Linked DNA regions of Homo sapiens: all the other regions are linked to region 5. A link is a loop called in an ENCODE intact Hi-C map of the cell type or tissue named here. Cell type or tissue: heart right ventricle. All regions are shown on one strand. Links, peaks and the distances in the headings refer to the core of each region. The heading gives the core; the rest is flanking DNA.

Evidence for each region. Hi-C counts contacts between places; a loop is a spot of excess contacts. Peaks named below come from ENCODE experiments on the same cell type or tissue, not always from the same donor. Only the 100,000 strongest peaks of a DNase experiment are listed, where the experiment ranks them.
Region 1: it touches region 5 in a loop (2.6-fold over the local background); 23 of 110 quality-filtered maps call a loop at or near these places.
Region 2: a loop joins it to region 5, with 3 times the contacts of the local background. A loop is called at or near these places in 31 of 110 quality-filtered maps.
Region 3: it touches region 5 in a loop (4-fold over the local background); 27 of 110 quality-filtered maps call a loop at or near these places.
Region 4: it touches region 5 in a loop (10-fold over the local background); 19 of 110 quality-filtered maps call a loop at or near these places.
Region 6: a loop joins it to region 5, with 3 times the contacts of the local background. A loop is called at or near these places in 29 of 110 quality-filtered maps.
Region 7: it touches region 5 in a loop (2.1-fold over the local background); 8 of 110 quality-filtered maps call a loop at or near these places.

What each region holds. Positions count from the first base shown.
Region 1 is chr12:94,083,036-94,087,579 of GRCh38, reverse strand. No RefSeq gene overlaps it. Among named protein-coding and RNA genes, the nearest start is that of PLXNC1, 63 kb to the left of the region's middle. In heart right ventricle, for the core only: no CTCF peak of the experiment used is centred there; no DNase peak of the experiment used is centred there.
Region 2 is chr12:93,776,361-93,780,904 of GRCh38, reverse strand. The region is part of intron 2 of CRADD (CARD and death domain containing adaptor protein); the gene reads right to left. Among named protein-coding and RNA genes, the nearest start is that of CRADD-AS1, 41 kb to the right of the region's middle. In heart right ventricle, for the core only: no CTCF peak of the experiment used is centred there; DNase peaks (open chromatin) are centred at 2,530 and 3,584; H3K27ac peaks cover 4,000 bases.
Region 3 is chr12:93,812,009-93,816,552 of GRCh38, reverse strand. All of the region lies in intron 2 of CRADD (CARD and death domain containing adaptor protein), which reads right to left. Among named protein-coding and RNA genes, the nearest start is that of CRADD-AS1, 76 kb to the right of the region's middle. In heart right ventricle, for the core only: a CTCF peak has its summit at 2,518; DNase peaks (open chromatin) are centred at 1,962 and 2,242; H3K4me3 peaks cover 1,802 bases; H3K27ac peaks cover 3,726 bases.
Region 4 is chr12:94,073,592-94,078,135 of GRCh38, reverse strand. No RefSeq gene overlaps it. Among named protein-coding and RNA genes, the nearest start is that of PLXNC1, 73 kb to the left of the region's middle. In heart right ventricle, for the core only: a CTCF peak has its summit at 2,629 (motif pointing right); DNase peaks (open chromatin) are centred at 2,685, 3,355 and 3,645; H3K4me3 peaks cover 777 bases; H3K27ac peaks cover 2,637 bases.
Region 5 is chr12:93,892,176-93,896,719 of GRCh38, reverse strand. LOC105369911 (a long non-coding RNA gene) reads left to right here. Exons shown (of 3, transcript NR_135017.1): 3 at 1,355-1,755. It also overlaps a transcript of CRADD not described here. Among named protein-coding and RNA genes, the nearest start is that of CRADD-AS1, 160 kb to the right of the region's middle. In heart right ventricle, for the core only: CTCF peaks have their summits at 1,790 and 2,018; DNase peaks (open chromatin) are centred at 1,889, 2,480, 3,731 and 3,909; H3K4me3 peaks cover 1,087 bases; H3K27ac peaks cover 4,000 bases.
Region 6 is chr12:93,827,047-93,831,590 of GRCh38, reverse strand. The region is part of intron 2 of CRADD (CARD and death domain containing adaptor protein); the gene reads right to left. It also overlaps the pseudogene RN7SL630P. Among named protein-coding and RNA genes, the nearest start is that of CRADD-AS1, 91 kb to the right of the region's middle. In heart right ventricle, for the core only: a CTCF peak has its summit at 2,322 (motif pointing right); a DNase peak (open chromatin) is centred at 2,286; H3K27ac peaks cover 2,438 bases.
Region 7 is chr12:93,977,428-93,981,971 of GRCh38, reverse strand. All of the region lies in intron 2 of LOC105369912 (a long non-coding RNA gene), which reads left to right. Among named protein-coding and RNA genes, the nearest start is that of PLXNC1, 170 kb to the left of the region's middle. RefSeq lists a silencer at 2,445-2,739. In heart right ventricle, for the core only: a CTCF peak has its summit at 2,582 (motif pointing right); no DNase peak of the experiment used is centred there.

The DNA.
Region 1 (4,544 bases), core at 199-4,198, 190 kb before region 5:
TTTGCCTTTTTTACTGCATAGTCATTTGCACTGATGTTGGAAAAGCGATGGCGGGAAAAACTGCTGGTGGCTCAGCACAAATCCTGACACCAAACTGTAGTCACTGTATTCCTCACAACCACAGAATACAAGAAAGCATTTTACTGAGATGCCCTTGGTGCAGTAAAAGTTAATTTTGTTACATCTCAACCCTTGATTTGGAAAGTACACATAAAGCATTTCTTTCTTTCTTTCTGTTTTTTTTTTTTTGAGATGGAGTCTCACTCTGTCACCCAGGCTGGAGTGTAGTGGTGCGATCTTGGCTCACTGTGACCTCCACCTCCCAGGTTCAGGCGATTCTCCTGCATCAGCCTCCCAAGTAGCTGGGACTACAGGTGTGCACCACCATGCCCAGCTAATTTTTGTATTTTTAGTAGAGACAGGGTTTCACCATGTTGGCCAGGATGGTCTCGATCTCCTGACCTTATGATCCGCCCACCTCGGCCTCCCAAAGTGCTGGGATTACAGGCGTGAGCCACCACGCCTGGCCCACATAAAGCATTTCTCCTGCATAGGCTATGATGGTTGTCTTGCAGAAAAGCACTTATGCGATTGTTTGAGTTGCCAGCTAAATTAGCTGTTTGGTTTTTTTTCACAGAACATTATTTTTGCTTGAAATAAAAACTGACAGACAAATTATAGTTATTCAAGTTTGGGTATTTGATAGAAATGGTCTCAGAAAATGAAATGAGTTTTTCCAGTGAAGGAAAACAATATGACAATATGAGTTAATCGTGTCAAGGAAGATAATATTTGATGCCAATGATAAAATTCAAGCTTTCAAAGGAAATTAGAATGAAATTGGTGGTGATATTTTGGAAGGTGATATTTTTATATTATATATTGAAATGTGTCAACATCTGGAAGGTCTGCACAACTCATTAAAACAATATTTTCCAAATGACCAGTGCATAATGTTACAAAATTTGAAAAAGTAATTGAGTATGAAACATTCATTGATGTTTTCAGATTTCATATGGCAATTTACCTTTTTTTTTTTTTTTTTTTTTTTTTTGGAGAGGGAGTTTCCCTCTTGTTGCCCAGGCTGGAGTGCAATGGCACAATCTCAGCTCACCACAACATCCGCCTCCTGGTTCCAAGCAATTCTCCTGCCTCAGCCTCCTGAGTAGCTGGGATTACAGCCATGTGCCACCACACCCAGCTAATTTTGTATTTTTAGTAGAGATGGGGTTTCTCCATGTTGGTCAGGCTAGTCTCAAACTCCTGACCTCAGGTAATCTGCCCACCTTGGCCTCCCAAAGTGCTGGGATTACAGGTGTGAGCCACCGTGCCCAGCTGGCAATTTTCCTTTAAGAAACTACAACTTGTCAAGTTTTGGTATAATCTACAGCAGAATCTTCACCATGATCTGAAAAGGCTGTTAATATACTCTTCCCTTTCCAATTACTCATCTGTGTGTAGTGGAACAAAAAACTAGAGAAACAGAACCAATTCTATATATATAGTCATCTCTTGGTATCTGTGTGGGATTGGTTCCAGGATCTCCCTTGGATACCAAAATCTGCAGTTGCTCAAGTCCCTGATATAAAATGGCATAGTATTTGCCATCTTCCCTATGCACATCCTCCTGTATACTTTAAATCATCTTTGGATTACTTATAATACCTAATACAATGTAAATGCTACATAAATAGTTGTTTTATTTAGGGAATAAGGACAGGAAACAAAAGTCTATACATGTTCAGTACAGATGCATTTTTTTCTCAAATATTTTTGATCTGTGGTTGGTTGAATCCATGGATGCAGAATCCATGGACATAGACGGCCAGCTGTATATATATACGTGCATATATGAAGAGATTTAGTATAGGAATTGGCTCATGCAGTTATGGAGGCCAAGGAGTCCCATGATCTGCAAGTTAGAGAACCAGGGAAGTTGGTGGTGTAATTCAGCCCAAAGCTGAAGACCTGAGAATGAAGGGCAATGGTGCCAGTCCCTGATGTGGTTTGGCTGTGTCCCCACCCAAATCTCATGTTGAATTGTAATTCCCAGTGTTGGAGGAAGGGCCTGGTGTGAGGTGATTGAATGATGGAGGCACACTCTCCACTTGCTGTTCTCAAGATAGTGAGTGAATTCTCACGCAATCTGGTTGTTTAAAAGTGTGTAGCACCTCCCGCTTTGCTCTCTTCCTCCTTCTCTGGCCGTGTAAGACGTGCCTGCTTCCCTTTCCCCTTCTGCCATGATTGTAAGTTTTCTGAGGCTTCCCCAGCTATGCTTCCTGTATAGCTTGTGGAACTGTCAGTCAATTAAGCCTCCTTTCTTTATAAATTACCCCGTCTTAGGTCTTTATAGCAAGATGAGAATGGACTAATAAAGTTTCAGTCCAAATCTGAAAGCCCAAGAACCAGAAGGGCCAATGTCTTAGGGCAGAAGATGGATGTCTCAGCCCAATCAGGAGAGTGGATTTACCTTTCCTCCCCAATTTGTTCTGCTGGATCATGCCCACCCACGTTGGGGAGGGCCATCTGCTTTATTCAGTTCACCAATGCAAATGTTAGTCCCTTCTGGAAACACCCTCACAGACACACACAGAATCGTATTTTACCAGTTATCTGGGCATCCGTAAGCCCAGGCAAGTTTGACATATAAAATTAACCATCTCAGCATCTCAGAGGTCATACTGGGTCAGGGTGGACCCTAAACCCAATGACTAACGTCTTTTTTTTTTTTTTGAGACAAAGTCTCACTCTTGTCCCCCAGGCTGGAGTGCAATGGTGCAATCTCAGCTCACTGCAACATCCACCTCCTGGGTTCAAGCAATTCTCCTGCCTCAGCCTCCCAAGTAGCTGGGATTACAGGCGCTTGCTACCATGCCTGGCTAATTTTTGTATTTTTAGTAGAGACAGGGTTTCACCATGTTGGCTAGGCTCGTATCGAACTCCTGACCTCAGGTGATCCACCTGCCTCAACCTCCCATCGTGCTGGGATTACAGGCATGAGCCACTGCACCTGGCCAACTGATGTCTTTATAAGAGACAGAGAGTAGGATACAGAAACGTGGAGCCACAAGGAAGAAGACTATGTGAAGATAAAGGCAGAGATTGGAGTGATGCAACTACAAATTGAGGAATGCCAAAGGTGGCTAGGAGCCAGCAGAAACCAGGGGGAGACAAAGTAGGGTCCTCCCTGAGAGACTTGGAAGGGAGCATGGCCTTGCTGACCCCTTGATTTCAGAATTCTAGCCCTCAGAACTGTGAGAGAATGAATTTCCATCGTTTTAAGTTAACTGGTTTGTAGTACTTGGTTATGGAAGCCCCAGGAAATGAATAGAGGGTTCAACAGATAATCTTCATGGTAATTAAGGTTAGGAAAATAAGTTTCCTGAGAATCTAAAACAAGAGAAAAAAACACTTCCTGCCCTTGAGTCCAAGCCTAAAATGCTTTCACAAAGTAAAATAAGCAGCTATTTTCTATGCCTAATTTGGAAAGAATGAGAAGTTCCAGGAAGCTTTCCAGTGGGAAGCTGGTTCTCGTCCCTGTTAGCTATTGGGCATCTTCACAATCTAGGCCTGTAGTTTTCTCAAATGTTATATAAGGTGGTTGGACCAGATGAGCTATAAGATGCCATTTAGTTCTAAGCCTACATTGCTCTTATTGGCCTATTTATAGTGAGGGGAAAATTTTCTGGATAGAAGAGAAAGGTTTAGTGTTTGAATGGCTTGCAAAATACTATGGATTTTCTTCTTTAGAACTATTTGTGAACAGGATCAATCTGATAGCTGCAGACTGATAAATCAACTATATGCTCTGTAATACTTCTTTAAAACAGGGGTAGTCAAATTCAAATGCCTCTGGGAACCAGACAGTAACTTAAGTGAGTCCAGCAGACTGGCTGTAATAAAACAGGAAGTAGTAGGGACTATGGCAAAGATTATGTGTTGGGCTGTTTTGGCATCGATATAAAGAAATACCTGAGATTGGGTAATTGATAAAGAAAAGAGGTTTAATTGACTTATGGTTCTGCAGACTGTACAGGAAGTATGGTGCTGGCATCTGCACAGCTTCTGGGGTGGCCTCAGGTGGCTTTCAATCATGGCAGAGGGCAAAGTGGGAGCAGACACATCACATAGCAAGAGCAAAAGAGGGAGTGATAGGGAGGTGCCACACACTTGCATAACCAGATCTCACAAGAACTCACTATTGTGAGGACAGCACCAAGCCATGAGGGATGTGCCCCCATGACCCAAACACTCAAACACCTACCACCAGGCCCCACCTCCAACGTGGGCCCCACCTCCAACATGAGATTTGGACGGGACATCTAAACTATATCAGATTACATGTGATAAAATAGGGAGTGGTGGAGACTGTGGCAAACTCGAATGCTCTTATGGCTTTACTTGGAAGTGATCATTGCTCAGCTTTGGTCAGTTCCTGCCAAACAGCAGTGGGGGTGTATTAGCCCATTTTCACACTCCTATAAAGAAATTCCTGAGACTGGTAATTTATAAAAGAAAAACGTTTCATTGACTCACAGTTCCAC
Region 2 (4,544 bases), core at 322-4,321, 120 kb after region 5:
CATGGTGGCATGTGCCTGTAATCCCAGCTATGCAGGAGGCTGAGGCTGAGATATGAGAATCACTTGAACCTAGGAGGCAGGGGTTGCAGTGAGCCAAGATCACACCACTGCACTCCAGCCTGGGCAACAGAAGGAAGAGACTCTGTCTCAAAAAAAAAAAAAAGGTAATCAAGAACGTCTTTATGTGTTGTTTATCATTTTGATATTCCATTTTCCTTGTTTCACAGCAATTACACACTGTGGCTCTTCAATAACATCTACTGGCATGTGTTTGTTTATGTGCCTTACAATATAATTTAAACCAAAAAAATGCAATCCTGTTGAAAACACTAGATGTGACAGGCATGGGAATCAGGGAGTCCAGTGAAAAGAGCCAGGCTTTGAAGTTAGTCAGACCTTGATCTGAATCCCAGCCCATCATTTACCGACTGTGTAACTTCAGGTTTGTCATTAAATCTTCCTGTGCCTCGGTTTTCTCATCTGTAAATGGGATTGATAACAGTAATATCTACCGCGCACGCCTGCCAGTAAGTACTTTAAAAAGCAACTAAATTCTCTTTTACAGTACTCAGTCCTGAATAGAAACTCAGGAAATTGTAGTCACAACTATTATTATCATTATCTATCGTGCATGCTTCAGTTTATCCTTAACTATGTTTATGTTACACATTCCAGTTTGAACATCATTGTCTTTAATAGAGAAAGAGAAGCCAAATAGTTGAGTAGGTCTGTTTTTCGTCATATTTTAACATTATTCCATCTGCCCCAAGCAACGAGCTTAGCCTTTACTTGTTTTTCTTGTTATGAACATAGCTTTAAAGAGAGCTTTCTTGTTGTCTTTAACATTCTCTTCAGCTTCAGCTCAGTATGAACTTGTGCTTTGCAGATATTTTCTTACCGGTTTACGCCACTCTTCTGAATTTGTCCCTGATCATGTGCTTGTCTTTCAATCTTCTATACATGTTCTCTTAATATCCAAGCCCATCAAAAATTCCTTGATCTTAAAATGGTTCCTGGGCCAGGCGCGGTGGCTCATGCCTGTAATCCCAGCACTTTGGGAGACTAAGGCGGGCAGATCACCTGAGGTCAGGAGTTCGAGACCAGCCTGGCCAACATGGTGAAACTCTCTCTACCAAAAAATACAAAAATTAGCCAGACATGGTGGTGGGCACCTGTAGTCCCAGCTACTCCAGAGGCTAAGCCAGGAGAATCGCTTGAACCCAGGAGGTGGAGGTTGCAGTGGGCCGAGATTGCACCACTGCACTCCAGCCTGGGTGACAGAGTGAGACTCTGTCTCAAAAAAAAAAAAAAAAGGTTCTTTCTTTTTCCTCATTCCCTCAAAAGATGATTTTGCTGTCAGAAACTTTCTTTTTATTTCTCTATTTCCTTTCTTCTTTTTATTTTTTTGTACTCTTTTCAAGTCTCTATATGTTGAAAAATCCCTCTATATATTGAAAAATCTATGTTTTTTTCCTTTGAAATATATTTTCCTAAAATCACCACTACTATTTGGTTATGTCCAACTTTTCTTTCTTTTGAAGTTACCAAACAATACTATCATGGTTACTCCCGCCCAAGGTTTTAGTCAATTCTACTTCAATAAAAAATTTTTCTAGATAGTTAGAACTAAGTTCAGGGTAGTATTTCCATCTCATTGCCTCCTCAATCTGTGGTTTAAAAAATAGAAAGGCTTTTCTGGATTGAAACATCTATGTTTCTATGGAATGAAACATTGATCAGACATTGGGTAGAATTAAAGTCCTCATCAATGACTACATCTTGGCTGTGGCGATTTTGATATTTAGCTGAACCTAAGTATGTGTAGTATCAGAATCCAGCAAAATAAAACTCTTTTTCACTTGTCTATACTAACCTATAATCGTTGTTCAGGCATAACGCTTTGGCTCCACTGACAAGAGAACAGGCTGTGTTTTGAAGTTAAATCATGGCAGTTCACAGTCACAATTTCTAAAGGGGCTGGCAAAGGATAAAATCTTATACCCTCAACTCAGTAAGTGGTGGAAACATCTTGCTCTTACATTGTTGAGTTCTCCTGTGAATTCATTGCTACTTCCAGAATCCTAACACAAGAACACAAAAAGAAATTCTAATACAGGCAATAACTAATTATCTTTAAAATGTATTTAGGAGAAACAAACTGAAACCAAAAAAAAAAAAAAACCAACCAAAAAAAAACACCCTGTGTGGCTATGAATAGTGAGTTAAGATTTGGCTAACAGACAAAAATAAACAGCAACTTAGATTGTCTTGCAGTTTAACCTGTCAACATTTTATTCTTCACGTACTGAATGAGAGGAAATTGCATGAGAGAAAGATTGTATTTCAAGAAATCAGCTAAGCATACCAAAGTTTTCCCAAAGGCCTTGACATTGACATAAACAAAGTAAAATCTCTAAGTCTAATAAGTATGGCTAAGCTTAGTTACTCCCTACTCAGCTCCAGGCCTTAGGCTAAGAATAGCAATAAATATAAAAATATCCACCAGTTGTCATTCAACTCGTGCGCATGTGCCAGAATCCCTTGCTTCCTTTCCCTCGCGCTCTGAATCATCAACCAAATTTTCTCTCCCTGCTAAAAGTTTTTTAACAATTCAAAATAAAATCAGTGGAAAAGTTATTTCTTGGAAAGGTTTAAAAGTGGGTGAGATTCCTGTTTATGTCCTAATCACGCACAAAGACTAGTTGTTTAATAACCATGGTATTTTCAAAAATGAAGTTTTTAGAGAATAAAGCATATCCAGGATAGTTAATCAAACACAGTGACAAAGAAAAGGACTTCTGTTTGGTCCAAATTTATTCTGCTATTAGGTCAATACTGAACCACACATGGACTGTCTTGGGCTTCTATACCAAACTGCTGGTAAACAAGCAGTAGCCACCCAAAAATCTTCAAAATGGAACCATGGAGACCTCTGTCCTTTCTGAAGCTGAAAACCTTGTACCTGAAAATAACTAAGAAGATTCGGAGGTCATGGTTTGATTTAATGTATGGAGGTCATGGTTTGATTTAATGTATGCCACGGAGCCACGATGATGGGGAATGAGAAGCAAAGAGCAAGTTCAAACAGCCGCAAGCACCAGGAAAAACGGGCTTTGGTGAAAAAGTGTGTTGATTTCCCTTTAACTTTCCGAGTATACCGTGAGATTAACCCTCATTCCGTTGAGCTAAATTTTATCCATCAGCACAACTCAGAGGTCACTTAAAATCATAACTTCCTTTTAAACATTCTTATGATATTTACTAGCAAACACATTCCAAAAGAACAGTCACTTCCACTATATAGAAAGAGCTTAATTGCTAAATTTAAAACTGACTACACTTATTCACAAATGAGGGCCTCATCTTCGTTGGTGACCCCTAGGTCTTCCTTCTCTTTTCCTTGACTCAGCAGCTGAGCTCAGCTTCCTCTCTCTGACCTTCCTTTTCCAAATGCTGGAGCACAGCAGGCATTTCTAGGTCAGCAAAGGAAACTATTACTGCCTTCCAGGAGAACAGTATCTTCTGTGTATTCGAAGGACTGAACAAGAACAACGAGTAAGAAATTCAGTGTACTAACCTCAGTTCTGACCCTGCCTAGGGCATGGCATCAACTGCCTCTTGTCTCTATTCTGTTAGGGGAAAAAACTCCACCATCCACCCCTAGAGCTGATTGTCATCAGCCACCTGAATACCTGGCTCAGCATAGCCTGGCAGAACACCTTCCCCCACCTTGCCTGGCTCGCTGGCTATGGCACTGTCTTCCTGCCCAACCCACAGGCCCGTGAGAATGACCATATCCTCATCCTTTCCATCCTATACCATGCATTCTGCCACCACTTATTTTTTAAATAGTTTTAATGACATAAAATTCACATATTGTAAAATTCACCCATTTAAAGTATGCAATTCAGTGGTTTTTAATATATTCAGAGTTGTGCAACCATCACCACAATCTAATTTTAGAACATTCCCATCATGCCAGAAAGAAACCCTTTACGTATCAGGAGTCATTTCCCAAATCATCCCCACCTCCCGCTCTAAGCAACCACTATCTTCTTTCTGTCTCTATGGATTTGCCTACATGGATATTTCACATAAGTATGCATGGTATCTTATGACTGGCTTACTTCACTTAGCAGCATGCTTTCAAAGGTTATCCACACTGTAGTCTTTATTACTGAATAATACTCCATTGTATGTATATGCCCCATTTTGTTTATCCATTCAGTACTGGATGAACAGTGGGCTGTTTCCACTGTTTGGCTGCTATAAATAATGCTGCTATGCACAAGTTTTTGTGTGAACCTGTGTTTCTGTTTCTCTTGGCCGCCACTTACTTTTAGTACCCACTCTGCTCTTTGTCTCCTCTTCTCTGGCTTCAAGTCCTCTTTAAAAAGAAAAAGCCTTAGGAAACAGGCATTCACATACCCTGCGGATACAATGAAAATGGTACTGCCTTTCTGGAGGACAATTCCCCAATATCTATCAAAATTTTAAATACACACAGTCTTCAAAAAAATTTTAAATACACACACTCTTCAACC
Region 3 (4,544 bases), core at 149-4,148, 80 kb after region 5:
AAATATCTCATTAATAATTGTTTTCTGGCAGGGTATGGTGGCTCACGCCTGTAATTCCAGCACTTTGGGAGGCTGAGGCAGGCAGATGACTTGAGGTCAGGAGTTTGAGACCAGCCTGACGAACATGGTGAAACCCTGCCTCTACCAAAAATCCAAAAAAAAAAAAAAATTAGCCAGGCATCACGGCACACGCCTGTAATCCCAGCTACTTGGGAGGCTGAGGCAGGAGAATTGCTTGAACCACAGAGGCGGAGGCTGCAGTGAGCTGAGATCGCACCACTGCACTCCAGCCTGGGCGACAGAGCAAGACTCCATCTCAAAAAATAAGTAAATAAGTAAATAAATAAATAAAATTAAGCCTTTAAAAAATAATAATCTATTCCTTTCATGTTGAAATAATAATACTTTGAATATACTGGGTTAAATAAAATATATCATTCAAATTAATGTTACATATTCTTTTTACTTTTTAAAATGTAGCTACTTCCAAATGTAAACCACATATGTGGCTCCAATTGGTGGCTTGCATGATATTTCTATTAGATAGCCCTACTCTAGAATCAGCTTTCTGTGTTCTTTCTGTTTCACCATTACCACTACTATCCTCATGGTTTATCCTTATTCTTCACAGGAGTGAGCAGTGACACCAGGGCAAGCTAACTAGCTATTCCTGGGCCTTTGTAATCCTGGAAAAGAAAGGAGAGAATAAACTAAAATCATATTCTTTTGCTTGGTAGTTTCATTCTCCCCTCCCAATGATCACAGCAATTTCTGAATGCAATACAATGCATGAAAGACTGAATGGGCTTCAGTTTACTCACCAGTAAAAATGAAGGCATTTGGCTAAATAATCTCACAGGCTCACAAAATTTAAAAGCTAAGAGACTTTAGGATTACCTGGCCCAGAAGTTTTCAACCCAATCAAATAAAACACACTTTTTATAACAAACATTTTATAGTACTCTACTAATCTGGTATAAAATCCATAGATCATATAACCTGCCCATGTTTTTAAATTAATATAACATGAAAACTGTAATACAAAGGAGAAATGAAAAGAAAATAGCTTACAGAAAATGTTGTGTATTTCAGTATGTGGATACTCTGCTTGATTGCACTAAAGGACAAGGGAGGCTCAGATTCTTGTACCTGTAGAATAACCACGAATGTGATATCACAATGCAGACAGATATAGGTGTGTTGCTTAGTGACTCAAACATCATTAGTGTTTGCTATAATTTGATTTTTTGGAGATTATTAATAACTCTTGGTAAAGTTCTGAGCAAAATAAAGTACAATCTTACCTCTATTTATACACAGTCCTGGAAAATTCAGTGTATATTTTCAGATGTGAAAAATACTATATGTTTATATAGAAAACATAGTCGGATTCCTTGAATGTCCGGCGGGACATGAAAGTCATGCCAGATATGGGCCAGGTGGTCGCTTTGTGGGATTGCCCAGAGCATTGTTTAGCAGTTCTGCACCTGCCCATCCAATGTCACCAGCACCCCACCCCCAATCATTGTGACATCTAAAAAGCTACCTTCACAGATTGCTACCAGCACCCAAGGGGGTGATTCCAACCTCTGCAGAGAATCTCTTTCAAACACTGCATAATTTGAGCAAAATGTGGGGCAAAATCATACAAAAAATTGATATTAGATCTAGGAATGGTAATTTTTTTTAAGAAAACATTGTACATATACATGATCACATAGGTTTCACAATTTATGTGGCTGGTTTCACGCATCCTTGTTGGCTCTGTCTCATTTCCAGTTATGAAAATGACTTGTCTTCTGAGATGCTTTGCTTGTGTCCTTACTTGACAAAGGAGGCCTGGAGGCTCAGAGAGTTGGTGGCAGGCGAAGCTGGAGAATGCAGGCCTCGTGACTGCCAGTTCTGTGCTCTCAGGCTAGCTTCCTCTGGCACTCTCCAAAGTTTGTAGGACGTCACAGCAGCAGTTGTGCTAGTTGCAACACTTCTGATTCTAACTGCAGTGTTTACTTTCAGACCCTCGGCCTTTGCTGCTTACATAGGATTCTAGGATTCGTGATGAAGGCAGATTAAATATTTAGATCCCTCGAACAAGTTAAATTACAATCGGGCTGGATTCCCACTGGGTAATCCCACTTGAACCTTGTGTACTCTGGGGGGAACATGAACTTTACTCATTTCATTCAAAACTCGCATGAACAGAGAGTGAAGCTGGCTCCTCTCCACCTCCCCCGCCCCCACAAAAAAACTGCTTATCTCAGAATGAAAAATCCATCCAGTTCCTTGGAGGATTCGCTTTGCCTTGCCCCATAGCGGACATAGTGTGTGTATTCAGCGGGAACAATTTGCTCATGCCAAGAAACTAGATCCTGTTTGAATGACAGTAGTTATGGGAAAACAATATGTCTACAGCCCACACCAAAGCATGGCTTGTACTTTATGGCTGGCATTGTCCCAGAAGAGAATTGGCAGGCAGCTGAGAAACCTCTCATGGCCACTGGACTCGGACAACCATCTCTACTGCCCTCACTTGCCCTTAACTGCCTATACCCCTTAATTTGGACTTTTGGTCTAGGAGCAATATCTTCCAAGTCAATTTCTGCTCTGTGGCACTCTCGGTAGCTGGGGGAAAGGGTGATTCTGGCTGGCCCTGGACTCTTAACTATTCTCAGAGTCTCCAGAAACATCTTTTATTCTTCTTTCTTTCTCTCCTCTTTTTTAAAGCCTATAGACTCTTTCCGTTTCCTCGGCAGCTCTAAGCTCATCCTGCTCCCTCCCCTAGCTTAGCTCCATACCCCCCTCTCAGGACAGTGGTTCCTTAATGTCCACAGAACCCAGGTCAAGCCCATGTCATGACAGCAGGTGTCCCTTGTTGCTGGGACTTGGACCACCGAGGCCCTCTGGGCTTTGAGATAATTTGTCATACACACTCTGATACATGAGCCGGAGAACTCAACCTAAATTAGTTACAGGTGGGACAGAAGAAACAAATGAAACTGGGCATCAAGATTTCTCCAACTGACACATATAATGTGAATGTGAGAGAAAGCATAGGATCACAGATCCGTAAAGGAAAAAGAAAAGGCCATGGAAAGACAGAGGAAGTTTCTGTCCCAACTTTCCCTGATTACTTGAAATTCTGTGTGTCTGAAGTGAGCCAAGAAAAGCTGCCAAGAAAGAAGTTGTGGAAGATAAGGGCACAAATGCAACATTTAGTTTTCAGTGCTTTGTAAAAGCCCAAAGACTATTGCGTGTTCTTGACAACTGCATTACCACGTTAGATTCCAGTTTTTTTGAATTTGGATGTTTTGGGAGTTTTTACATGGCTAGATTCTTAGCATCTAGTGATAAAAGGAAAGGGACTCTGACAATGCAATTTCCAGTTACAAAATAGGTGTTAGTTCTTATTTAATTATACAATCCCTTCTGCTCTATCAGCTATTGGCAAAGTTTTCTGTGCATTGTCTTAATGCTTTGTGATACAATTCTTTTATGATATAACACATATCCCTTAAATTTGTATTTCCTGCCTTTTCTTCCCGCACTAATTTGAACCATACAAAAAATTGATACAAAAGAGGAGAAACTTCATGCAGGACAAATAAGGATATTCTACTGGGGCAATTCTCAATTAAAGTTAGCATTTTACATAACAATACAGGATATGGCAAAATCAACTCAAGATGCGGTATATTGCGATAGCATTATAACTAACCAAGTCCAGACCTGAATTTTACACCAGTTGTAAATCATGGTGAGAAAAATAAATCTCATGCCTGAGCCAGAGTTTGCTTTCCTTGGATTTGGCAACAAACTATTACTAACTTTGCACAAGATAGGCCACAGGGGAGAAAATAACTACATTTCTTTGAAACAATCCCTGGTTATAAAGGGTAGCTAATTCTCATTTAGCAACCAGCTGGATTTTTAAATAATAATATCACCTTTAATGAAAATTGATACATCTAGCCCCAAAAGAAACTATGTCTAAATGACATTCCTGGAACTTAGAATACAATTTTTTTTTTTTTTTGTATTTTTTTAGTAGAGATGGGGTTTTGCCAAGTTGGCCAGGCTGGTCTTGAACTTCTGACCTCAGTTGATCCACCCACCTCGGCCTCCCAAAGTGCTAGGATTATGAATTTTTTTTGAAGTCCACTATTTATTTATGCCAGTTAGTCAGTTAGTTTATACACATTGCCTTGTTTAAGCTTTTTAGAAGACTTACTAACTAAAGTCCATAGCTGACATTAGGGTTCCTTCTTCGTGTACAACACAAAGAAGGGTTTGTCAAATACACAACGACATGTGTCCATCACTACAGTATGTTCTCTAGTATCATTCTATGATTGATAGAGTAATATAGTATTCTAGATACTATAGAAGAGTTTCACTGCCCTAAAAGTCCCCTATGCTTCATCAACTCATCCCTTACTCCCTTCCCCGAAGGCCTGGCAATCACTGATCTTTTTTACTTTCTCTATAGTTTTGCCTTTTCCAGATGTCATACAGTATACCGCCTTTTGGACTGGCTTCTTTCACTTATC
Region 4 (4,544 bases), core at 309-4,308, 180 kb before region 5:
TATTGCAGCATGTGTCTTGCTGTCTTGTGCTAGGAATCTACCATCTCTCTTTCCACCATTATGCTGAACACTCCTTATGTGTAGGGAACAGATTTTGTTTATCTTTAGGCCCCAGTTCCTAGAAAAGTTCCTGGTATATAATTGACAGTCAATAAATATTGGCTGAGTGAATACGTGCCTGTATCTGGCTCCTATTTTGGACTTCTTTCTCTTGAAGCTCCTTTAAAAACAAAACTACATAAAACAATAAAAGGACATTAAAAATTACTGTCTTTCTGCCAGGCACGGTGGATCACACCTGTAATCTCAGAACTTTGGGAGGCCAAGGCAGGAGGATCAGTTGAGGCCATGAATTCAAGACCAGCCTGGGTAATATGGTGAGACCCTGTCTGTACAAAGAATAAAAAAATTACCTGGGTGTGGTGGATTGTGTCTTAGTCCCAGCTACTCAGGAGGCTGAAGTGGGAGGATTGCTTGAGCCCAGGAGTTTGAGGCTGCAGTGGGCTATGATTGCGTGACTGCACCCCATCCTGCCTGGGTGACAGAGTGAGAACCTGTCTCAACAACAACAACAAAAATACTGTTCTTCATGAAAAGTATTCTAAGTCGGTGGCTTCCTTCACCTAGCCTCATGTCTTTTTCCAAAATAAAAATAACCCTGCTGGGAATGTTAATAGCTAACTTACCGAGCACTTGACTGTGTGCCAGGCACTTTACTATGCCCTTTGCATGTATAAATCATTTAATCTTCATGACAACCCTACAACTAGGTGTTACCCTTGTCCCTGTTTTACAGGTGAAGAAGCTGAAGAACAGAGTAATTTGCCTAAGGTCATAAGTCTCATACATGGTAGAATGTCCATTAATACTATCAATCCAACCAACACTACATAGATAGAAAACAATGTTTTATTCTTGTGAGAGCTTAAGAACCTGAAATTGTCCAACTGCTCAGAAATTGACTGGCTAGCTGTATTTGGACAGGGGAACTTGTATATTTCTGGGTCCTTTAGGTATTATGATGATTCTAATTCCTTTTCTCTTTCTCTTTGTGAATTCTTACAATAAGGGGCTGAGTTCCTGGGAAGTGGACCCAATAGTGCCAGGAATCTGATAGCATGTTCAGAACCAGCGTGTGCAAACATCCCCCAGAGGCCAGCTGGCTGAGAAATTCTGCTGCCACTGCTCTCTTGCTAATTTATTTTCCATTCACCTTGATCCCTTGTCCTGTAGAAATGTATTTGGGCACAACTAAAAGCCTCTTTCTTCTCACATCTTATTATATTTTTTCCACTTTGTGCCCCACCTGTTTTGACTCAGAGCTGCATGAGGAACCTGGGATTCTCAGGAGATGAGAATCCCAGGTTCCTCTATGGATGAGTGTAATAGTAGCTGTAGTAGTAGTAGGTGTAATAGTGTAATAGTAGGTGCCGTTTATTGAACACTTACTGTGTGCCAGCCACAAGAATTCCTTATAATTATTGAATTTAGTCCTATTGAAGTAGGTATGAGTATCCATTTTAGAGGTGAGGAACCCAAGCCTCAGATGGCTGAAGCGAGCTGCACCACATCTGTATTAGTTCCCCTTGCTGCTGTAACAAATAACACAAATTTAGTGGCTCATAACAATGCAAATTTATTCTTATGATTCTGGAGGTCAGAAGTTCAAAATCAGTCTCAATGGGCTAAAGTCAAGCCTGTGCAGGACTGTTCTTTCTGAAGGATCTAAAGGAGGATGTTTCCTCTCCCTTTTTCAGCTTCTAGAGGCCACTGCATTTTTTGTATTCCTTCCTCACACCATTCCAACCTCCACTTCCATCATCACATCTTCTCTAACTCTGACTCCCCTGCCTCTCTTCGAAGGACCCTTGTGATTATATCTGGGCCATCCAGATAATCTAGGATAATCTCCTCAACTCAAGATCTTTAATGTAATTACATCTGCAAAGTCTCTTTTTCTGTGTAAAGTAATCTATTTATAGGTTCCAAAGGATTGAGACGTGAAGCTCTTTGGGGGACTATTATTCAGCCTACCATACCATAAAGCAGAACTAACATTCCACTAGAAAGCCTACAGCCTTCAAAAGTGATTTTTCTTTAGTGAAGCCCTCTAAACGTATTAAATTCTATTAAATACAAGTCCCAGGTTTGGAAGGGGCCATGTGTTTTGCCTCTATATCTTCTGCAGCTAGAACAGGAATTCTTAGCACTGGCTATATGTTAGAATCACCTGGAGAACTTTTAAAACCTACTTAAGCTAGGATCTACATAAGATCAATTAAAATCAGAATCACTGGAGGTGGGGCTTGAACACTTGGCAGGTTAGAGCATGTCTCCAGGTAGTTCTAATAGGCAGCTAGCTTTGAGACCCATCATGCCAGAGAGAACTGCTGGCAAACGCTTACAACATGCCATGTTCTGGGTCCAAGGAGGAAAAGCTTGGCTATAAAGATGAATGGCAAGAAAATAAACTGGGAAAGCCATTTGTCCCTGGTTTAGTATCCTTGCTTGTGCCATTTCCTAGTTGCATGAGCTAGAGCAAGTTACTTGATTTCTCTGGTCTTTTTTCCATTACTAATAGCTCCCAAAAGTTGTGCAATGACTAACTGAGATCATGAATGAAGAGCCCTTAGCTGAGTGCTGTTAGGTCCCAATAGAGGGCAGTGCAGCCTTTTTTGCATCCCGCCCCCACCCAGCCTTCGGAACAGAGGTTCCTAATAATAGAATTCTCTTGGCTTTAATTTTCCAGCTCAGAGAAGATTAAATTTGCCTCCTTCTTGGTTATGTCTGACTTTCACTTCCTTCTTGGTGTTTTTCTCCACATCTCCCATCTGGGGGTCCTTCCGCACCTTTTAATCATGCTGAGTCTAGGGGGCAGCTGGAAAGACTTCTGATCTTCCAGGCTGCTTTCAGAAGGTCCCAGAATTCCCAGGATGTTACTAGGGTTTCTTGATTGATGTCAAGCAATTAAGCTGTAAACTGCAAAGGGTGACTTTCCTCCCTTAGAAGGAAATCGCTCATGGTATGTGGTTGGGGATGGAGAGCTGAGTTTTCCTTTGGGCTGATACAGTGAGAAGTCTAAAACATGGATGTGGTGGAGAAATGTTTTTAATGGAAAGAGTTCCCAGGGTTGGAAGGAAATGGAAGGAAGCGGCCAAGCTACTTCCTAGTACTGATTTGCTAATGTTGATAGTGCTTGGTGCTTCTTCTAATTCTTTGCTGCCCTCCTTTGCTTCTCCTAGTTCTTGAAGGTATTAGGAAGGGCAAAAGAGATGGAGATGATTCAGCAATTGGAACCGAGCACATTTGGCCCAGCAGGCTGTGCCTCTGACTGTGGGGCCAGGTTAATAGCATTAATGAAAAGCGTTCCCAATTGAGCGAGGGAGCAGGGCTCTGGCAAGGCCACTTTCCATTAGGGACTGCCAAAGCTGATGTCACTGGGAACTTTTCATTTTTCTCTCTCCCTCTAACTTTTTTTAGATGCAGAATGATGGAATAATTCTACTGTCTTGTTTTGCCAAACTTGTTTCTCATCATTCAGGTATATCTGTTTTTCACAAAGTCTATTGTATTACCCAATTCAGTTTTTAAAGATTATTTCTATGTCCCAGCCCACTGCCAACGAGTCAGCAGGCATTTAGCAGACACCCGCTTTGGCTGGGTAGTGAGGTGGAATAACGAAGGGTGCCCAGGCTTGGCGCCTGACGCACAATCATATTGGGAATGTCAGATTCATACGCACAGAATAACGTGGGTAGATGACTGTTAGGAGCGCCCTGAGCAGCGGGAGGTCAGTGAGAACTCTGGTCAGGAAAGACAGCGTGGAGGAGGGGAGCTTTGAGGGAGGGCATTTCAGATGGGGAGACAACATTGGTGGGGGTGGGCAGAGTGAGTCCGGGGGAGTTAGGAAAACAAAAGTAATAATGGCAAAAATAAGAATGTTAACTAGCTGTCCATGCAGGTACCTTGGGCCCCAGATATATAGATCACCTCAGCACAAGCACATGCTCCACACTTTTCTCAAGGTTTCTGTGTCTCCCAGGTGAGGGAGTGTTGCTTTTCTAAAATCACCCCGGGCTCCAGGCTCAGGCTTTTGCACGCCGCATCTCTGTTCCAACTCATTCTAGGGGCCAGAGAAATGTCTGATGATCATGGCATCCAAGTATGGCCTCTTTGCCGATAGCACTTGGTTCTCTCTCTCTCTCTCTCTCTCTGTCTCTCTCTCTCTCTCTCTCAAGATCCTTGGGAGAAATCTCTGGTCATTTCACAATAGACCACAGGATCAGAGAAGAAAAGGAGTCGTGTTTTTTAAGAAACAAATCTCCAAGTGCTGCTGGTCGTTCTTGGAAATCCCCTGCCCTCTTCCTCTGCCACATGCTCAATTTATTCCAAATGGTTCTGGAGCATCTATGTATCTATAAAGCTTACTGTACTTTTAAATGGATGGAGAAATGCCCAGCTGAAAACTTCGGGAGTGGATGACCAGCTGGTGGGCCTATTATCTGGGCTAAAGAGATTGCAGGCTGAGGATATGGAAACCCCCA
Region 5 (4,544 bases), core at 364-4,363:
AACAACCTGAGCCTGGGGTAATAGTGACCCAGATAATGGTACTGTGGCTTAGAGAGTCATTTCTCCCTAGTGGTCACTGTGTGTTTTACCAGACAGAACAAAGAGCTGCAGATCCAGGAACAGTGGTTAGCCAACTCAACAGCATTTCCCAGGGAGATGGCTCTCTGTGTAACAGTCATAATTTATCAAACATTTTTGGTCCTTCAGAAACATTCCTGTTTTCTTCTCTCTCCTCAGCACTTCCTGTTTCTCTTTCATTTGGAACTTTTTCTCCTTCGCTATGCCCATCTCCTTTTCTTCCTGGTATTTCTCTCGCTTTCCCTCTTCATTGCTAATCTCCTTCTTCTTCTCTTAACTGGTATCGTCTTTCATATGTATTGAATATGTGTCAGTGTTCCCTGTTATCAGTTTAAAAACTAGATCAATTTATACCCCAAATGGAGTGAACAGATTGAACAAAACACCTGATGCCCATTAAATCTGAATTTCAGATAAATAATAATAATATTTGGAATACAATTATACAAAAAATATTATTGCTTACCTGAAATTTAAATTTAACTGGGCATCCTGTATTGTATTCTCACAGCCCTGCCTCCACCTATAGCTCAGTGTGGGCTTCAAATCTTGTTTGTCCTGAGAGTCAGTGGCTCTTGCAAATAAAACCAGGTCCCACGAATTTTTTATGATGAACCTGGTAACTGTCTTACACTTTTTTTTTGAGACAGGGTCTTGCTGTAAACCCAGGCTGGAGTGCAGTGGCACTATCATGGCTCACTGCAGCCTCAGTCTCCTGGGCTCAAGGAATCCTCCCACACAGCCTCCCAAGTAGCTGGGATTATAGGTGTGCACCACCACACCTGGCTAATTTTTAGATTTTTTGTAGAGGTGAGGTTTTGCCATGTTGCCCAGGCTGGTCTTGAACTTTTGGGCTCAAGCAATCCTCTCACTTGGGCCTCCTGAAGTGCTGGGATTACAGGAGTGAGCCACCATGTCCAGCAGTCTCTTATAATTTAAAAAATGTGATCAATCAACATTTCCTGAACACCCCAAATTGCAGAGAGTTTTTGGTCTCTTGCTTTTATGTGACACCTACATCTTCCAGGAGCTTGTTTTTAAAGGCAGCTGGCCTTCTTGAGGCACTCTTAAGCCCTGCCATCACTGTGCCATCCCAGAAATTGGAGAAAGCTCAGGGTGCAGATTCCCAGGGTGGCTGAATTCAAACCGCAATGTCAGGCCCCTGTTAGGGAAGTTAAGGGAAAGTTAATTCTGTGGGAAGTGGGGAGGGGAGGAGTAGAAATTATAAGCTTTTCTTTCAATATGACATCTTTGCCTTGTATTTCCTGTACCTCAGGAATGACCGAAGGATTGGGGAAGAAAATACTCCCCCTGCTGATGCTCCTTTGGTTCTACTTGGGAGTGAAGCTCACAAGAGGAGGGACTGCAATAAACGTTCCCCAGATGATGCAGAGGTCTCTCTCTGCTGACAGTTAATACCTTGCCTCCAAGCCTGAATCGCCTTCCTGTCTGCGGGGTGTCTGAACGAACACAGCAAGATGTGCAGGTCACTGAGTTAGAAGAAGTCGGCAGGGCCTAAGGCCTTCTGCAAGGTGTGACTCTCTCCCTCCATACTGAGAACATTTTGAAGTGACTTCAGAGGCTGCAGGGCTTGGGAAGTCCCATGAGAACCGCTCCCCTTTCCCAAGGCACCGACATGGCCTGTAGCCAGGCATTGCTGTTTCTCAGCAGACTGATCCAGGCCAGGCTTTCTGCTCTCCCTGCTGGAGGACCGCCATCCTTATTGAATGTATTTCCAAGAAAGCAGTTGACGGGCTTGGCTGTGCTATTTCTGGAAATGTTCAATAGGCCATCTTCTGGCAGGGACCGCTGCTGATGGATGGGTCTGAAGGGGAGACCGAGTGCTCAGCGCCATCTCGGCCCCGGCCTATTCCCAGGTGTCTCTGAGCAACAGCCGTCCCCAAATACCACGGGCCGGCAGCTGGCGGGGGCTGTGGGCCTCTGTGGAACTTGCTTCCTCCCTGGCAGGGAAGCTGCCAGCAGGCCTACTGCTAAATGAAGACAGGCGCCCTGTGACTATAAATTACAAAACACATCAGCTCCGGCTGATGCACCGCATGTCCCGCAGTCAGTTCTGCAGGGGACACTTGGCCACTGCCAAAGGGCATTCCAGACAGTGGCTTTAACTCTTGTGGCAGCCACAGGAGAGAGGCCAAGCCTGTTGCTGGGCAGAGGAGCTCTTGGCAACTCCCAGAGGTTGCAATTGCTCTGGACTGCTGAGCTCTGTATAGACCAGGGCTTCTCACCCTCTGCACCATTGACATTTTGGACAACATACTTCTTTGTTAGGGGCCATCTGAGCATTGTAGGTTTAGCAGCATCTCTGTTATCTACTCACTAGATGCCAACATAATCCCCTGCCCCCCGCCCACCCACACACATACACAGAATTGTGACAACCAAAAACGCCTCCAGACATTGTCAAATGTCCCCTGGAAGGCAAAATCGCCCTTGATTGAGAACCACTGGTGTAGAGGAAAGAGGGTAGGGTCTGGGGTGATGGCAGAGAGAGGAAGATGCCAGTTCAGAATCTCCAGGTGAGCTGTGAAGCCAGGCAAGTAACAGAATCCTTTGGCCTCAGTTTCCTCATCTCTAAAATGAGAAGAAAGAGAAGGTCAAATCAAGGGAGTATGGCGATCAGCTGAGCTAATGTGTGTGGTGCACTTTGAGATGTATTTAAGCTCTAGGTCAAACAACGTAGGAATAGATGATCTAGTGCTTATTTTTTTTTTTTTCTTTTTTGAGATGGAGTCTTGCTCTGTCGCCCAGGCTGGAGTGCAGTGGTGTGGTTCACTGCTACCTCTGCCTCCCAGGTTCAGGTGATTCTCCTGCCTCAGCCTCCAGAGTAGCTCGGATTACAGGCACATGCTACCGCGCCTGGCTAATTTTTGTATTGTTAGTAGAGACAGGATTTCATCATGTTGGCCAGGCTGGTCCTGAACTCCTGACCTCAGGTGATCGGCCCATCTCAGCCTCCCAAAGTGTTGGGATTACAGGCATGAGCCACTGCGCCCAGCCTAGTGCTTAAATTTAAAGAACATGGCTCCCTTTGAAGAATTTAGCCGAGTATTTATAAAATTCCCCGTGACTCTTAAATTAAAACAAACAAATGCTTTAGAAAGCTTTTCTCTTTATTTTTTTTCTTCTGACTTCTAACAAGAATAAGTATGCCGTGTCTGCCTGAGGTTAATGTACATGATTTCCCCTAGTCTTCCTTGAAAGAGGCTTCAATTTTTTTTTTTTAAATCAACACCCTAGGAATTGTGTCCGTCCAATGAACAAACAGAAAGTAATGAGGGAAGGGAATGCCCCTCTATTTTATTCACAAAATTAGCATCCTTTTCTTTATAGTTAGTAACAAAAACTGGTAAGGAACCACCACAGCCCTATAGAAAGACACTGTTGCTTTAAATGAGCTTTGCTGTTATATAATTCTCTGGCTGATTTCACCCCTCCAGCTTTCAAGGAACTGTAAAGAAATCTCTAAAGGCTAATATTTCTCCTGTTCACACTGGCAGAAAAACACAAAGGAAACTGGTAACCTGAGCTCCCTGGAAGGTAAAAAAGGAAGAGCCGAGTCCTGGAGGACAGGGCTACATGTGTCCCTTCCCGTCTTGGGGACCTTGTCAAGCACCAGGCGGCTGCAGCCCTTCTTTACAGCACAGCCTGTGTTCTTTCGGAAGAGCCAAGGCCACATTTGCTTTGGGAAACAAGACACTGTGATTAATCAAGGAAAACAAAAACAGCTTCGTTTTCCATAATGGGCCCATGGAAAGGCTTTTCTAGGAAAAACCTTGATCAAGCTGTTCCTTCTATTTCCCTAGTGGCCAACAGGGCTGGAGGGGGAGCACGGGAGAGCAGATGGGGTGAGCAAGAAGGTATCCATGAAAGTTTATTCCCGAATGATCCCTTCCAGAAACAAGGCTTCATTATGTTCACTTGCCCAAAGCACTGAGAGCGCCCACCAGCTAACAGCAAGGGCCCCCCTTCCAAGGCCAGGCATCACTGTCCTGGCACCCAACGTGCCCACCCACTCCTACTAGATCATTCCAGTCAGACAGGGTTCCTTGAAGGGAGATTAGGGGAGTGACACTCCGAACCAAACAAAGGAACAAAGAAGGGTCAGAAAAGGCAGGCAGACTCGGCACTGTGGTAAAACGCTCTCACATGCTTACGTCACAGTTGCAATCACAACGTAATCCTTACACTGGTACAGACAGGCGCAGGGCTGGGATCGGGGTGAGATCAGTGGGGGCACTGCCTGTGGTGCAAAATTTAGGGGCACCAAATAAACGCAATAATCAAATAATATTTTAATGCAATATTTTTAAGTGAAAATTGGTGTCAAAAATCCAGGATGAACAAAATATCAAAATATTGAAATTTAAAATCAAGATCCAGTTTCACAGACATTGGGTGTACCTGCCGATCAGCACACACTTGACTTTGGCTTTGCAGGGCCTCCT
Region 6 (4,544 bases), core at 172-4,171, 65 kb after region 5:
CACTTGTGGAGCAGTTGCATTTTGGGTAGCAGCTGCATTCCCCGTGCAGCTGCACATAATGCAAAACTAACCTGACGAAGCACAGGAGGTGCTGCCATGCAGATTCACAGATGGGAATCCCATTTGGCTTTGAAATTGTGTGATTCTTGATATGTTTTTAATTTTCTAGGATTTGCAATATTTCAAATAAAAAAAATTATTAAAAAATTTCATTCTTCAGAGACATGGTCTTGCTATGTTGCCCAGGCCAGAGTGCAGTGGCTGTTCACAGGTACAATCCCACTACTGATCAGCACAGGAGTTTTGACCTGCTCCTTTTCTGGCCTGGGGTGGTCCACTCCTCCTTAGGCAACCTGGTGGACCCTGCTCCCAGGAGGTCACCATATTGATGCCGAACTTAGTGCAGACACCCATCTGCATAGTGCACTACAGCCCAGAAGTCCTAGACTCAGGTGACCCTCCTGCCTCAGCCTCCTGATTAGCTGGGACTCCAGGCACAGGTTAATGTGCCTGGCAATGTTTCAAATTTTGTGCCTAAAGTGAGAATTCAGTGAAGAATTTTATTAGTGAATTCAAATATGCCCAATCTCACATAAAATACAATGGCACCCTGAAGACAGACATATTGATTTAGCAAATATTAATTGAGGCCTGCTATATTGCCAAGTACATTTTAGGTGCTAACGATACAGAAATGGGCAAATTTAGCTATTTCTGTAAATTGTTTGGAGATTGTCTAAAGCATCTCTGTGAAACTTAGGCTTCAACACGACCTTTTCTAGACCAACTCACTTATTTCAATGAAGGAGATAAAGTCAAGAGAATTAAAGTCACTTGCTTAGTCTCATGATTACTGTGGAGCTCAGTCAGTAATAGAGTGATTTGCAGATGATTATCCTAGCAAGTATTCAGTACCTACTTAGTTCAGTACCTACTTAGTGTTGCAAATAAGCAGGTGAAGGGGCATATTTATAAAGGACTGCAGAAATAACATAGGCTTATCCTTAATAAATATTCTTTTAATCTCCTTGTTAACATTCTCAAAATCAAACAGTTTTCCAGATTCTGTTTTTATATATGTTTAACCAAAATTTTCTTTTAAAAGTTTCCTTTAAAAGAAGCAGGTGCATGTGTGTGTGAGAGAGACTGAAAAAAAGTTTAACAAAACAAAAAATACTTACCTTCACTACCTGCTACCTTCTTTTATTTTAAATTGATTTCATGTTCCACTAACAGGTAGCAAGGTTTGACCAACACTGTTCTAGAGCAGATTCAGCTGGCTAATTCTTACTCTACATTCAATAATTAGCTCACATGTCATCTCTTCGAAGAAGCTTTCTGGGAGCCTTCCAAGCGTAAATCAGCCATCCTCTTCTTGGAGGGCCTGAAATAAGTGACAGCGAAGATTCGAGGAAGGGGCAGATTCAGGTGAGAGTAGGTGGTGGCACTGGGATGCCTCTCTCTGCCACGCCTGAGCTCCACATTGAAGCAGGAGCCTCTAGAACCCGTGGCAGGCTCTCCCCACCACTGGTCAATTTCCTGTGCACCCAGCATTTCCTGGCACATCAGGAGTGCTCCATAAGCAACTGTTGAAATAACCGCCGGGCGTGGTGGCTGATGCCTGTAATCCTAGCACTTTGGGAGGCCGAGGTGGGCGGATTGCCTGAGGTCAGGAGTTCAGGACCACCCTGCCAACATGGTGAAAACCCCTCTCTACTAAAATACAAAAAATCAGCCAGGTGTGGTGGCGGGCACCTGTAATCCCAGCTACTCAGGAGCCTGAGGCATGAGAATTGCTTGAACCTGGGAGGCAGACATTGCAGTGAGCCAAGATCATGCCATTGCACTCCAGCCTGGGTGACACAGCGAGGCTCCATCTCAAACAACAACAACAACAACAAAAAACCAAAACTTTAGGGAGCTGATGAAAGAGCTGACCCTAAAAGCAAATAAAAGAGCCCATCCATCAGAGGCTGCACAGTGGTAGCAATGGACTGAATTTGGCCCGTAGATGTGTTTCATTTGGCCTGTCCAGTTCAAAAAACTACAGAAAGAGCATTTAAAAATTGAGAGGTTTCACAAAATTCCAGATTTGTAGCTTTGCTTGTCAGCTCACCAGAGCCATCCTCATCCTGGCTACCCCCAGCATCCACTCTCCTACCACGCATGAGAAAGCCCAGTCACTGAGCTGATCTCCCGGGTCCAGGAACTTGCAAGCCTTATAGGGGTTTGATTTCTGCCTCCTGTACCAGATAATGGTAGAAAATCCTACACAGCATAATAGTCTAAAGCTTGGTGGATGAGCCTCCAGCCAGCTGGGGGAAGGAGAGCATAACAAAACAGACTCTTTTCACTCAAGGCAGCACAAACCCTCCCATGTGTCTGTGGTCTTTTCCCAGGGGTAAAAGACTGCCTGAGATAACTGTCTTTCCTCTCTCTGGAATGACATTGAAAAAAAAAAAAAAGGTGAAATCATAGGAAATAAGGACCAGAATTAGAACATTTTATTTTTCCTTGTATCCTTTGGCATCAAATAACACTATTTTTCACAGATGGGTTTTCAATAAACTTCGGAGCAAGGCTGTGGAAAATTTTTTAAATGCTGTATGGGTCTTAAAATGCCAGTTGTTCACATATAAAAATGTGTTTCCTCCCATGAACACATCCCCCTGGAAAGCTCAATCACTCCCGATCAAAATGACTTCCAATCAAAATCCAAACATATTTTTAAAAATAGAAATTGACAAGCTGATTCTAAAATTTATAAAGAAATGTGAAGACCTTAGAAGAGCCAAAATAATTTTGAAAAAGAATGCAGCTGGAATAATTACACTCCCTGATTTTAAGACATCCTAAAGCTATAGAAATTGACAGTGGGTATTAGTGAAAAGGTAGACAAATAGATCAATAAAACAGGAGAAAGTTCAGAAATAGATTTACACCCATGTGGAAACCTTTTGACAAAGGTGCAAAGGCAGTTCAATGGAGAAAGGATAGTTTCTTCAACAAGTGATGCTAAAACAACTGACTCTCCATACGCACAAGCACACATGTGCATACACACATGCAGACATACACAAGAATTTAAGGCATACCCCATATCATACACAAAAATTAATTCAACATGGATCATAGACCCAAATGGAAAACCTAAAACTATGGAACGTCTGGAAGAAAACATAGATGAATTATTTGCTTAGCTTAGGCAAAGACTTCTTTAAAATGGCACCATACTAAAAGCATGATCCATAAAAGAATAAATTGATAAGCTGGATGTCATCAAAATTTAAAACTTCTGCTATTTGAAAGACACTGTTTAGAAAATTAAAAGACAAACCACTGACTAGGAAAAAATATTTGCAAATCATATCTTGTAAAGGACTTGTATACATATATATATACAAATAATTCTCAAAGCTTAACAAAAATAACCCAATTTTTTAAATGGGCAAAGATTTGGACAGACACTTCAGCTAAGAAGATACATGGATGGCAAATAAATACTTAAAAAGACACTCAACATCACTCACTAGAGAAATGTAAATTAAAATCACAATGCAATACCACTCTACTCAAATTAGAATGCTTGCCAGTCACAGAAAGACAAATACTACATGATTCCACTTATTTGAGGTATCTAATATAGTCAAACTCATAGAAACGGAGAATAGTGGTTGCCAGGAGGGAACCACTACTGGGGGAAGGGGGAAATGAGGAGTTGCTGTTCAACAGGTATGCTTTCATTTATGCAAGATGAGTAATTTCTAGGGATCTGTAACATTGTACCTATACTTAACAATACTGTATTGTGTAGATCTCATGTTAAGTGTTCTTACCACAATAAAATTGGTTAAAATAAAGAAGACTGAAGACAATGTTGGCATAGATATGGAAGAAACGGAACTCTCATACACTGCTGATAGAATCATAAAATGGGACAAACACTTTGGAAAATGATTTGGTAGTCACTTAACACGTTAAACATACATCTACCATATAGTCTAGCCATTTCACTTCTAGGTGTTTAATAAAGAGAAAAGAAAGCCCATGTCCATGCAAAGACTTGTAAATGAATGTTCCCGGCAGCTTTATTTGTAATAGCCGACGAAACAAATGTCTGTCGACAAGTGAATGCATAAACAAACTATGGCATATCTGCAAAATGAAATACTGTCCTACATTAAAAAGGGACAAAGTATTAATATGCACTTCAACATGGACAAATCTAAAAATAATTATGCGGAGTGCAAGTTGCCAGACAAAAGAGAATGCTGTAGAACTCCATTTATGTGAAATTCTAGGAAATGAAACCAACACATAATGACAGAAGGCAGATCCGTGTTTGCCTGGAGATGGGGGTGATGGGAAGAAGGAATTATAGAGGGACATGAGAAAACTTTTAGGAGTGTTGGATAGGTTCATCATTCTGACTGTGGCAATGGTTTCATGGGTGTATAAGTGTGTGGAAACATCAAATTACATACTAAGAACTTGTGCAGTTTACTGTATGTCAATTATACCTCAATAAAGCTGGGGGTTTTTTT
Region 7 (4,544 bases), core at 141-4,140, 85 kb before region 5:
TTCCATGCCAATTCTAATCGGTTGGTAGTGCCAACTGTGGGAAAGGATTCTAAAGCTTCATCTGCATTGAGCTGGAAAGAGTATCTTGATCAATTAGTGAAATGACCTTGAGCAAGGCAACATGCATTTGCTTATTGCTACCACTGCTGTGACAAATGGCCCACCCTTTAGAAATTTTTAAGTAGGAGAGTTTTTAAAAATGAGATCATTATTTTAAGGAGATTAATTTGTCTCTGCACAGGATGATTGAGAGGAGGACAAGATGTTTCCAGAGACACAAGTTAAAAGGCTCTTATTGTCTTGTTAAATGACAAAATGGCTAAACACAGCACCCAAAAGATGGGGAAAAAGATGACATAAGCTAGAGGAGCACTGTTCTCTGGGGAGTGAGGCTGAACTAATGTCAGTAGGAATTAGCTGGACCTGGGAAGGATGTCGCAGTGGCAGAAGCAGTGATTTCTTATACCTCCTGACAGGGGGCTAAGAAGGAAGAATGTTGGTTCCCCATCCCCAGTCCAATGCCAAATAGGCATCGGTATTGAGAGCAGCAGAAAACTATGTCCCATGCCACTTGCCAGAGGGGAGAGCTATCCTCTATCCTTTCCTGCTAAGCCCCCAGCAGGTGGAAGATGACCAGTGTGGACTCTGGGTTGGGGCTGGCAAAACCAAAGACTGATGAGTGTCTGTATCTGGATGTCGATCATTGTGAATATAGGAAGAAACGGATGGATAAAAATATTTTAGGAGGTAAAATAGAATTGATTAAAAGAATAAAATAAATAGGATTTTGTGAGTAACTAAAAAAGAATTAGGAAAAGTAGAAGTGACTCTACAGTTTCAGATATGGGAAAATGCGGAATGTAAGAGATTTACAGAGGAAGTTGAAGTGTGGCAGAGACTGCTAATTTTCTTTAATATCTGTCTTCTCTTTTCCCATAGAACCAGAACTGCAGACTTTTAGCTGAGCATATTACTTCTCAGAATAAAGATTGCATTTCCAGTCTTCCTTTCGGCTCAGTGCCTGTGTGTAAGTTCTTGCCTATAGGATATAAATAGAAGCAACATATGCAAGTTCAGGGTTGCGCCTTCCTCCTCCCTTTTTCCCCTTTCCACTGCCAAGGAGGCTTATGAAATGATGCTGCTGAGCCATCTTGAACCATATGGGCAAAAGCAACTCTCTAGAGATGGAACAGCAAGATCAAAGGATCCTGGTCACTGATGCTGCCATAGGAGCCCAGGACTGCTTACACGTGGGCTGTTACAGAGGTGTGGGCATCAGAGAGATCCTCTCTCTGTGCCAATTCTCTATTATCACAAGTCTTAGTTACAGCCTCACCTATATCCTAATTTCTACCAGGAGTGACTTTTATAAGAAAGGTATTAAAAAATTACATTAGGGCCAGGTGCAGTGGCTCATGCCTATAATCCCAGCACTTTGGGAGGCCAAGGCGGGTGGATCATGAGGTCAAGAGATCGAGAGCATCCTGGCCAACATGGTGAAACCCCATCTCTACTAAAAATATAAAAATTAGCTTGGCATGGTGGCACACACCTGTAGTTCCAGCTACTCGGGAGGCTGAGGCAGGAGAATCACTTGAACCCAGGAGGCGGAGGTTGCAGTGAGCTGAGATTGCGCCACTGCACTCTAGCCTGGCGACAGAGCAAGACTCCGTCTCAGAAAAAAAAAAAAAAAAAGGCCAGGTGCGGTGGCTCACGCCTGTAATCCCAGCACTCTGGGAGGCCGAGGCGGATGGAGCACGCGGTCACGAGATCGAGACCAGCCTGACCAACATGGTGAAACCCGTCTCTACTAAAAATACAAAAATTAGCTGGGCGTGGTGGCACGTGCCTGTAATCCCAGCTACTCGGGAGGCTGAGGCAGGAGAATTGCTTGAACCCAGGAAGTGGAGGTTGCAGTGAGCTGAGATCGCACCACTGCACTCCAGCCTGACAGGAGAATTGCTTGAACCCGGGAAGTGGAGGTTGCAGTGAGCTGAGATCGCACCACTGCACTCCAGCCTGGTGACGGAGCGAGACTCCATCTCAAAAAAAAAAAAAAAAAAAAAAAAATTATGTTGCATCTTCACCTATAACCTAAATTCTACCAGAAGTGTCTTTTATAAGAAAGATGTTACAAAATTACATGCCAGGGCCAGGTGTGGTAGCACCCATTATGTTCCCAGCTACTCAGGAGGCTGAAGCAGGAGGATCTCTTGAGCCCAGAAGTTAGAGGCTGCAGTAAGCTATGATTACACCACTGCACTCCAGCCTGGGTGACAGAGTAAGACTCCATCTCTAAAATAAATAAATAAAAATTACATGCCAGGATAATCAGGCATTTTGCAATGAGATGATTGAACTGCTCTATGTAATCCTCTCAGTAATCAGAAAAATGGAGGGGATGCTGGAAAACTAGAGACAACCAAAAGTAAGGAAGAAGTTTTTTTTTTTTCCTTTTTTTTTAGAGAAAGCAGGTGGGTCCTGACAATGAGAGATTGGTAAGCATGGAGGTGACCTGAGCCAGGTCGTAGACCAGAAAGATTCATGAGCATTTGGAACAAGAGATGGCAACCAGCAGGAGGCAACATAAGCTCAGAAAGACCAAATACAATTTTTTGTTTTGATTGTGACTGCAGACAGGTAAATCAAGATATGTCTGTGCACATAACATATCTGAATTTCCACCAGGCATTTAACAAAGTCTTTCTGAATTTGTTTCTGGAGAAAATGGAGGAGTCTGTAGTAGATGATAGCCTTGTTGGATGGATGCGTGTGTAACTGAGTGGATCTGCATCCACATGGGAGGAAAGTACTGGTAAGACAAAGTGCCAAAGAGGCCCCGCACTCAATCTCCATTAATACAAGTCTAGAGTGCATGGCAAGGAGAGAATTGGACTGATATACCCACCCAGCTGGAATCTATGTCCCATTCATAGTGCCTTGAAAAGAGACATTGACAGATTGCTACTTATCCAGAAGAGGGCAATCGGGGTAAATTAGAAATTAAAGAACTGATAAAGAATGGAAGGTATTTAGCCTGAAGACCTGAAGCCTTGGGAGGAGGGCTGGATGATGGCGACAGTCTTCAAGTATCTTCAGAATTATTCCTTTAGAATGTTCTATGTGGTTCCATTGGCTGCATGTTTTCCCCAAGGCTATAATATGAGTCAGTGGCAGACTGGAATTGGAACTTGGGTTTCAGAAGTGCTGGTTCTTGCAACATAGTGTTCCACTCCAGGCCCCTCCTGATAACAGGCTACTTGAGCATGATGTTTTGTTTCTGGCTTTTGGGTGATTTATGTTTTTGTGTGAATGCATTTTAGGCTCTGTTCAGAAGGCAAAGAGGGTTGGAAGAAGCTGAAGGTTAGAGACACATGTTTCCCACCTCCCCACTTCCTCCTGGGTCTCCTCTTCTCTTTCCTCTTGTGCTCCCTTCTCACCCACCCCCTCCACCCACAATGAATCCCCAATTTCTCTCACTTCATTATCTCAGCATCGTATTAGAAGAAAGAGCCGGGCGCGGTGGCTCACGCCTGTAATCCCAGCACTTTGGGAGGCCAAGGTGGGCGGATCACCTGAGGTCAGGAATTCAAGACCAGCCGGGCCAACATGGAGAAACCCCATCTGTACTAAAAATAAAAAAATTAGCTGGGTGTGGTGGCACATGCCTGTAATCCCAGCCACTTGGGATGATGAGGTAGGAGAATTGCTTGAACCCAGGAAGTGAAGGTTGCTGTGAGCTGAGATCACGCCACTGCACTCCAGCCTGGGCAACAAGAGCAAAACTCTGTCTCAAAAAAAAAAAAAAAAAACAAAAAAGAAGAAGAAGAAATATAACTAAACTAATTAAGAGGTGGTTTGGTAGTGGGTAAAAGAGCTCTAAAGTCTAGATTTGGGGTCAGATAACCTTGGTTTATAGTCTCTCTCTCTCTCTCACCAACTAACTGGGTGAATTTGGACCCAGTATTTAGTTTCTCTGAGCTCCAGTTTCTTCAAATAAGGGGATTTAAAATTCCTTTCTGGTTCTACAATTCTATGATAAAATATCAATTCAAGTGAATTCACATTTTTCAAGGGAAAATCCCCAAGTCCGTACCTGCAAGACCCTCTGGTCACCAGAGGTTCATATGCTATCCTCTGCCATGCACAGAGCTCTCCAGCCTCTTCTCTTCTCATTGTCTGGGTCCTCTTCTCCCATCTCCATCTGTCTAAATGTCATCATCATCCTCCAAGTTCAATGTAGAGATCTTCTCTGAAGTCCAAGAGCACTTGCTGTCTACAGCTTGACTAGTTGGACAAGGCCATGTCTTTTGGAGCAGGAAATGAGTGAGTTTGCCACTGCACTATCAAGAATTTTTTTCTTAGTAAATATTGATTGATTGCTAACATGAAATAGTCAATCTGTAATGGCAGGATTAAGAATTCAGCAACATAGCCTAGTATAATAATTATTTGAGAAGCCAACATATCCCTACATCCTCCTCAATTATGTATATAAGATTAGCCTTGGCAGCCCTGTATCCAGGTACGTGTATCAGAGTGCT